Linked DNA regions of Mus musculus: all the other regions are linked to region 2. A link is a loop called in an ENCODE intact Hi-C map of the cell type or tissue named here. Cell type or tissue: left cerebral cortex. All regions are shown on one strand.

The links. A loop is a pair of places that touch in the nucleus more often than their neighbours do. Peaks named below come from ENCODE experiments on the same cell type or tissue, not always from the same donor. Only the 100,000 strongest peaks of a DNase experiment are listed, where the experiment ranks them.
Region 1: a loop joins it to region 2, with 8 times the contacts of the local background. A loop is called at or near these places in 11 of 42 quality-filtered maps.
Region 3: it touches region 2 in a loop (5-fold over the local background); 4 of 42 quality-filtered maps call a loop at or near these places.

Annotation. Positions count from the first base shown.
Region 1 is chr17:26,930,589-26,933,088 of GRCm38, forward strand. Kifc5b (kinesin family member C5B) reads left to right here. Exons shown (of 11, transcript NM_053173.2): 11 at 1,516-1,991. The coding sequence ends at 1,560. Among named protein-coding and RNA genes, the nearest start is that of Phf1, 1.3 kb to the right of the region's middle. In left cerebral cortex, CTCF peaks have their summits at 731 (motif pointing right) and 1,377 (motif pointing right); DNase peaks (open chromatin) are centred at 1,391 and 2,439; H3K4me3 peaks cover 504 bases; H3K27ac peaks cover 589 bases.
Region 2 is chr17:27,027,415-27,029,914 of GRCm38, forward strand. Bak1 (BCL2-antagonist/killer 1) reads right to left here and starts at 1,213. Exons shown (of 6, transcript NM_007523.3): 1 at 997-1,213. It overlaps Ggnbp1 (gametogenetin binding protein 1), which reads left to right and starts at 1,845. Exons shown (of 6, transcript NM_027544.2): 1 at 1,845-2,500. The coding sequence starts at 2,045. In left cerebral cortex, CTCF peaks have their summits at 511 and 1,228 (motif pointing left); DNase peaks (open chromatin) are centred at 659 and 1,225; H3K4me3 peaks cover 1,516 bases; H3K27ac peaks cover 1,985 bases.
Region 3 is chr17:26,915,524-26,918,023 of GRCm38, forward strand. Kifc5b (kinesin family member C5B) reads left to right here and starts at 1,568. Exons shown (of 11, transcript NM_053173.2): 1 at 1,568-1,762. The coding sequence starts at 1,745. In left cerebral cortex, a CTCF peak has its summit at 1,263 (motif pointing right); a DNase peak (open chromatin) is centred at 1,406; H3K4me3 peaks cover 808 bases.

The DNA.
Region 1 (2,500 bases), 97 kb before region 2:
GTACTTGGTATCTGAGGAGGTCAGAAGAGGGCATTGGATTTCCTGGAACTGGAGTGGGTTGTTGTGAGCCACCATGTAGGTGCTAACAACTGAACCCAGGTCCTCTGCTAGTGCTTTTAAATACTGAGTTGTCTCTCCAGCCTCAAGATGCTGAATCCTCTATAGGTTTTCATTATTGAGTTCCTATCCTGAGTGACTCCATATGTGCCCATAAGCTTTTATTAGGAAGGCATGCATTATAGGTGTGTACATACTTGACACCCATCCGTCTTTGATCATCACAGTGCTACATCTTTGGTCAGTATGAGGACCTTCAAGTTAGCTCCTGTCTCATTTCTTTGGGCTGGGCAAGCTCTCTACCACTAAATAAAAATCCCACCACTCATGTATCCTTTGATCTGTACCTAGTAGTCTATGTCTCCAATTTTCTTCTGTGGTGATTTTTTTTTTCCTCAGGAGCCCTAGTTTTCCTTCTTTCTTTCTTTTTAATATTTATTTATTTATTATATGTAAGTACACTGTAGCTGTCTTCAGACACACCAGAAGAGGGAGTCAGATCTCATTACAAATGGTTGTGAGCCACCATGTGGTTGCTGGGATTTGAACTCAGGACCTTCGGAAGAGCAGTTGAGTGCTCTTACTTGTTGAGCCATCTCACCAGCCCCTCTTTCTTTTTTTTAAAGATTTATTTATTTCCTGTATGTAAGTGTACTGTCACTGACACACCAGAAGAGGGCATCAGATCTCATTACAAATGGTTGTGAACCACCATGTGGTTGCTGGGAATTGAACTTGGGACCTCTGGAAGAGCAGTCAGTGCTCTTAACTGCTGAGCCATCTCTCCAGCCCCAGGAGCTCTAGTTTTCAAAGGAGTTTAATGTCTTGACAGGAGTGCTTTGGTGTGTCTAGTCCAGGGTGTTGCTGAAAATGGAGACCTCTCTGCTACTGTAGTTTTTGTGTAGGTGTCTCAGTTAGCTTTCTAATAATGTGATAAAACTCCATGATCAAAAACAAGGTGAAATAGAAAGAACTAGTCCATGTCCAGGGATGTCAGATCAGTAACTTCTTTAGGCCATAATGGAGTGCTGTTTACTGCTCGCTCCTCTTGGCTTCCTCAGCCGGTTTTCTTACCTCATTGGGGAACCACCTTTTCAGGGGTGGCACTGGCCCACACTAGGGTTGGGTCCTCCAACATCAATCATTGATTAAGAAAAGGCTTGCTCACAGGCCAATCTGATGGGATATTTTCTCAATTGAGGTCCCCTCTTCTCAAATGAGGAGTAGCCGGTGTCATGTTGACATAAAAACTAGCCAGCACTATAAAGCTTCGTCTTTTCAGTCCGGTCTCTTCCAGGCTTAGTGGACATAGCATCACCATCCCTCCAGGGGGCAGGCTGGACCTGCTTCCATAACAGAGACTTCAGAGATTCAGATGTGGGCCCAGCACGGGGCAGAGTGGGAAGGCTTCTCATCTGTAACCCTTGACCTTGTGTGACCCTGTTTATCTGTCCACAGGTGAACCAGTGTGTCATTGGTACTGCTCAGGCTAATAAGAAGTGAAGTCGGATCCAGAGCCCTTGCAAGCCAGTGCGCATGCGTCTCTGTTTTAGTGTGTATTTATTCGGTGGGGGTGGGTGGGAGTTGAGACATGATATTACTGGGTATTTATTATGTAATAAAGAATAATCTTTTGTATGTTAATCCTTTTCTTAATCTTAGATTTTAAAAAATTGTGTGCAGTTGTTTTGCCTGAGTGTATATGCATGCACCATGTGCATGTCTCCTGCTCCAGTGAGTTCAGAACAGGGCTTCAGGTCCTTCAAGAACTGGGATTATGGAATACATGTGGGTCCTCTGCAAAATCAGTCAGTGCTCTTAACCGCCCAGCCATCTTCCCAGCCCGGCCCTTGTTACAGCTCTAAACGGTTTTATTAACTTAACGGTTTTAGCTGCCAAAGGAAGGTATTGTAAATAAATACTGTAAGCACGTAGAAATGTCCATTGTGATGTGTTTGCAGAGTGAGGCTATGGGCTTTCACTTGGTGGGGCACACTTTGCCGTCCTGATGCCTCTTCTCTACCCTTCGGCACTGGGCCCTCTTAACAATTTCTTAGGACTGCCAGGCCCCAGCCCCAGCCCAGAACAGGAATGCTCTTGTCTGGTGTGACTGCCAGTGCACTCCACAATCTCTTTCTTTCCCTGCCCACCGGTTCGAACCATGGTTCCGTGCCGCCTAGTGCCTATTGGCTGGTGTGGGCACGTCACTAACTCAGTACTAGTTCCAAATAGCCCCTTGTCCTTTCCCTCCCAGGAGGAGCAAACCTACACCAGTGCTCTCGCGGCCGGAGGAGTGGCCGTGTGCCCAGGTGCGGCGCACAGGCGGGGTTACGCGTGCGCAGAAGGGCGGGGCGACAGGCAGCGTGAATGGGGAGGGCGGTGCCGCGTGCGGAGGCGGAGCTTGGAGTGGCCACGGGGGCGGGGCAGCTAACGGATGTGGCAT
Region 2 (2,500 bases):
TATTTGTTCATTTCAGACAGGTTCCCTCTAGGCAGCCTGAGGAAAGTCTTGTATCCCTGATCCTCCTGACTCAGCCATTGGCTGGCTGGTGTTATAGCCACACCCAAGCCCGTTTTCCTCTTTGACCTGTCTCAGAGTTCGGTTAGTTCCTGAGGCAAGACCTTTCACTTTCAGTTTGCACCCTTTCAAGAGTTCCCACCCCTATGTGGGCCACCTCCATCACTGCAGGAAGCACTCTTTGAAAAGGGGTGGGGGAGGGCCGGCTCCCCTTCACCTCCCTCTTCATTGATGGAGACAGGGTGAGCAGACAGACCCTCCTCTTGCCATCCCTGAGAGCCAGGCCTCATCAAGACAACCCTCTGCTGGGCATAGTCTACCCAACGGCTCCTTCCGGGATAGGGTGCTCTTCCTGGTACCTTGTAATCCCAGGCCAGCAGGGCCAGGGGACGCTGACTTCATCCACATCTCTCTCTCTCAAAATAATAATAGTAATAATAACACCACCCTGGAGGCTTACTGTTAGAGAGCAGGAAGAGTCTCAGAAAAGCCCTCCACAGCCAGTGCTGCCCTGGCCCACCTGGCCCCCATCCAAGTCGCCTTGACTTCCCATTATGTCCACTGGCTGGGCCCAGGATGCATGTTCCTCACAACCGACCACTAGGCTGTACCTAGAATCATTCTGGGGGAGGACTGTCCGTGTCCTGGTACAGCAGGGAGTATCAACCGTATAATTTCTGTCTCTGTTCATGACCTTGACCCTCCCCTCCTTCCACATAAAAGTCCAGGGCCACCAGAACCGGGCAGGAAGGGGCGCTTCTGATGTATAGCCAGAGGCCCTGTGTGAACCATGCCTGCAGCTTCCCTTTCAGAACCTCCCAGGGAAGCCACATCAAGGCCTCCCTCCTCACCGGGTTGCCGATGGAGGTTTCTGCCCCACCCTGGGCCAGAATTGCCCAGGATTAGGACGGTGGGATTTGGCACTGGCTGCCCGTGTACCTGAATGACTCTGCTCCAGATGTGGGATGGCTCAGCCGTGCAAAGACGAAGACCCCGAAGGGCTTGCTGGCTGCTTCCAGGGGCCAAGGTTTCAGGCCTGACTGGCAGGAACTGGTATCAGTGGATTCATGGTGCTGGATGCCGCCTCGGGTTGCCTCTTGGCCCAGGAAACCTCGCGACTTTGTGACCATAGAGGAGGTCCCAGCTCCCGGCAATGACCAGCTCCCTCTAGAGGAAGTTCTCGGTGGCCGCCGGATGCAGGCGCTCAGGGAGGCTGCTGCTTAGGGGAAGGTCCTCGGCCGGGCTTGGAAGCAGCTACAGCCTCCCCTGCCTGCCCTGTCCCAGCCAAGGGGAAAAGCGTTCTGTTTTCTGCCTTTCCTGTCTCTGATTCCCGGGCCTCCTCTTCCATCTTCTCCCTCTAGTGAAAAGCAAACCACAGACAACAACAAAAACCAGGATGAGCTGACCTGCAGTCCCAGCGTTCAAGAGGCTGAAGCAGGAGGATCATGAAATAGAGGCCAGCCTGTGCTACTAACACCCTAAAAGAGAGGAGGAGGAGGGGGAAGGGGAGGAAGAAGAGGAGGAGGAGGGGCAGCTCAGAATTTGTGCTGTCCTAGATCCCTGCAGCCTGGCAGCTGCAGGGACTGATCTCAAACCCAGAGTAAACAGGAGTTTATGGATAGACAGGAGCATATGATGTCCTGTTCTCAGCGTGTGCACCCTCCTCCCCCCCCCCCCCGGCCGCCCTATCTGCCTTCAGCCAGGCTTCCACAGCCTGTGGGTGCTGTTGTGTTATGTCTCACCATCCCTCAATCTCCAGCCTTCCTCTGAGACCTGCTGAGCTGGACCCTGGCTAGCTCCCTCTACCCCTCTACCCGCTTTCCTTCCAGTAGACCCCCCCCCACCAGCCTCCAGTTATAGCCTCCCCCCACCCCCACCTCCTCTTTGCCTTCTAGAACTTCTGGAAGTTTCCAACTGGAGGTTTCTGCTAGCAGTTGGTCCTGGGCTGGCTGCCATGGCTTCTCCCTGAGTCGGGGTCCCACTCAGGATGGCAGCCCCGGCGCGGACCCCTCGGTCACGGATCTTAGGCTGCTCCTCCATGCTGCGCTTTCTCCGAAACCTGGTGGGGAGTAAGGGCGGTTCTAAGAGCACTAACAAGCCCCTGACCAGGAGCCAGCCCAGCTCCTCATGGGAGCAAGATGTTGTCTCCCCAATGATGGGCCACCAGGGAGGTCGTGGGAGGAAGGAGCCCCGGGCCAAGGTCCACTCTGCAGCTTCCTCTAATGGGAAGAGGGAGCCCCCGCCCAGGGTTCTCTCTGCAGCTCCCTCCAACCCGAGGCATGATGCCTTTGAGCTGGGCACTGGGGACTCAGGGTCCCAGACCCTCACCTCCAAGGATGTCCCGAAGCTAAGGGCCCAGGGTGTTGAGGTAACATCAGTTCCTCTCAGAGGAACCTGGGAGGTTCTGGAGCAGCTACCTGAGAAGAAAGGAGAGGAGGAGGAG
Region 3 (2,500 bases), 110 kb before region 2:
GAAGATATTTGTTTTCCCTTTGCTGTCCAGATGTGTCCTTCTCAGAGCTGATAGCCTTGGAGCTCTGGCTGCATCAGAGTCCTTCCTGAGCCAGCTCCTATCCCAAGGCTGCAGGGGCCAGGTCAGTCCATCCCATGTGTAAAATCTCACAGGTTGGTTTACCTTGCTGTCAAGCTTCATGCCAAGAAAGATAAACTCCCAAAACAGGTTTCAGTAGAAGACAAACTCATATTCTATCACACAATAAAACTTTTGCTTTTTTTCTAGAAAGTCACTAGGGAAATACTGTCTAGTTTAAAATTATAACCAGTTTGTAAAATTATAACCAGAAATTTTTTAGTGTTCCCTCATTAACATTTGTAGACTTGGAAACATCTCAAGTAAGAGGGCTGTAGATTTACAACTTGGTGTCAAGAAACATACTGTTTATTTACCCAGTTATGTATGTATGTGTGTATGTATGTATGTATGTATGTATGTATGTATGTATGTATGCAGGTATGCATGTGTGTATTTCTTTATTTAAGACAGGGATTCTCTACAAAGCCCTGGCTGCCCTGGAATTTACTTTGTAGACCCGGTTGGCCTTGAACTCAAGAGATCTGTCTGCCTCTGCATTCTGAGTACTGGGAACTGGGATTAAAGGTGTGTGCCACCAAGCCTGGCTTATAGTTTTGTTTTGATTTTTTAATCTAAAAGATTGTTTATTGACCTGGGCATGGTGGCACAGGGTAGCCCTGGCATCTCTAAGTTCAAGGCCAGCCTGTTCTACAAATAGAATTCCAAGACAATCAGGGCTACACAGAGAAACCCAATCTCGAAAAAACAAAATAAATATATAATTTATGTTATTTATATATATTATATATGCTTATATATAATAGGTATTATTGAGTATATATTATGTATATGTGTAAAGATATGTTTATGTATATAATACATATTGTTTATGTATAATATATATTATTGGAGGCAGGAGGGGCACAGAAAACTTTGTGGCGAATTAGTTCTCACCTTCCACATTATATGAGTTTCAGGGATAACCAGTTTGCTATCCTCCCGGACCTGCTCTAGACTTATGACTTTATTACATCTCCAGATATGGGCTCCAATTTTTCTTTTACTTTTTTTCTTTTTTGAGGACAGGTCAGCGCCATCAACCAGCTCCCACTTTTCGGACCTGAGAAAGCGGACCAAGAGCAACCTCGGTTTAACAGTCTCCAGTCTACAGGTTTGTCGAGGAGGTGTGCAGGTTCAGCAGCAGCCGCTAGGTGGCGCTCGCTCCGCCCCGACACCGCTCAGGCACCTTTGCACATGCGTATTGCCTCCCCCACGCCACTCCTCCACACACGCGCACTTCTGACGCAACCAGAGGCCTAGCTCCGCGCTCCGGAGGGGGAGAGGGAGAAATAAGGAAGAGCGGATCCGGAAGTAGGATCCAAGGGGTCTAGTTCTCTTGCTCCGGCGGACTAGAAGAGTCGCGACTCAGGGGGCGTGGCCCCGGAGGCGGAGGGCGCCGTGATTGGCTCGCGACCGCAGCGCCGGCGCGGATTGGCCTCTGCGGATTGAAGTGCGTTGACTGCGCGGAGGTTGAAATTCAAAAGTGACTGGTGTGGCGGATTGGCTTGGCCGATTGGCCTGGCGAATTGGCCTGGCTCCGACGTTTTGCGGCGCGAGCCCTTGAGAGGACGCGGGTCTCGTCACCCTGCCTGCTGCCTTTGCATCCCTTCCTGTGCGGACCACCATGGACGTGCAGGCGCAGGTGAGTGCGGCGGTGACGGCCTGGCGCCAATAGCGGAGGACGCAGGCCGGCCGCCCGGAGACCCGAGTCCCGGGGACAGGTCGGGGCAAGCCGTCCTGCAGGGGAGGGTCGCACCGCCTCGCGCCCAGGACACCAGCGGCCGAGTCAGTGAGGGCACACACACACACACACACACACACACACACACACACACACACACGGCGAGGTCCCAGGACAGTCGCTGCGACGTTGGTCCGCCATTCCAGTCGTGCAGGCGCTACCATCCCGTGTCCCTTATCCCCCTCCAGCATTTCCCATTTCGAATTCTCAAGCGGATTCGACATGTTTGTGCTTCTCAGTTCTTGCAGATCGCCTTGTGGGAGAAGCGAGGGTTCTGAGAGAAGCCTTGTCGCTTGTCCGCAAAGTACATTTCTTGCTGATATCCTGTTGTGTTGCTGCTGGATCGAGATAGAGGAAGGGGAGAGGAGAAATGGGGGCATCGGCCCAGAGGATCCTTATTCCCTCGCCTGCCTCTTCCTTTTGCTCATTTGGACTGCTGACTAGTTTATGGGGGTGCCCTTCTCCACCACAAGCATCTGAGGCGTATGTGTGTGGTAATTAATGGACTGATCTCTCTGGTGTCAGGAAAGACCGGCCTGCATTCTTTGTTTACCAGCATTTCAGTCTAGACTGACTCACAGTCGGTGTTCAGCTTGAAGAGACTTTCTGGTATACTCACAGCCAAAAGGGAGAGCACTG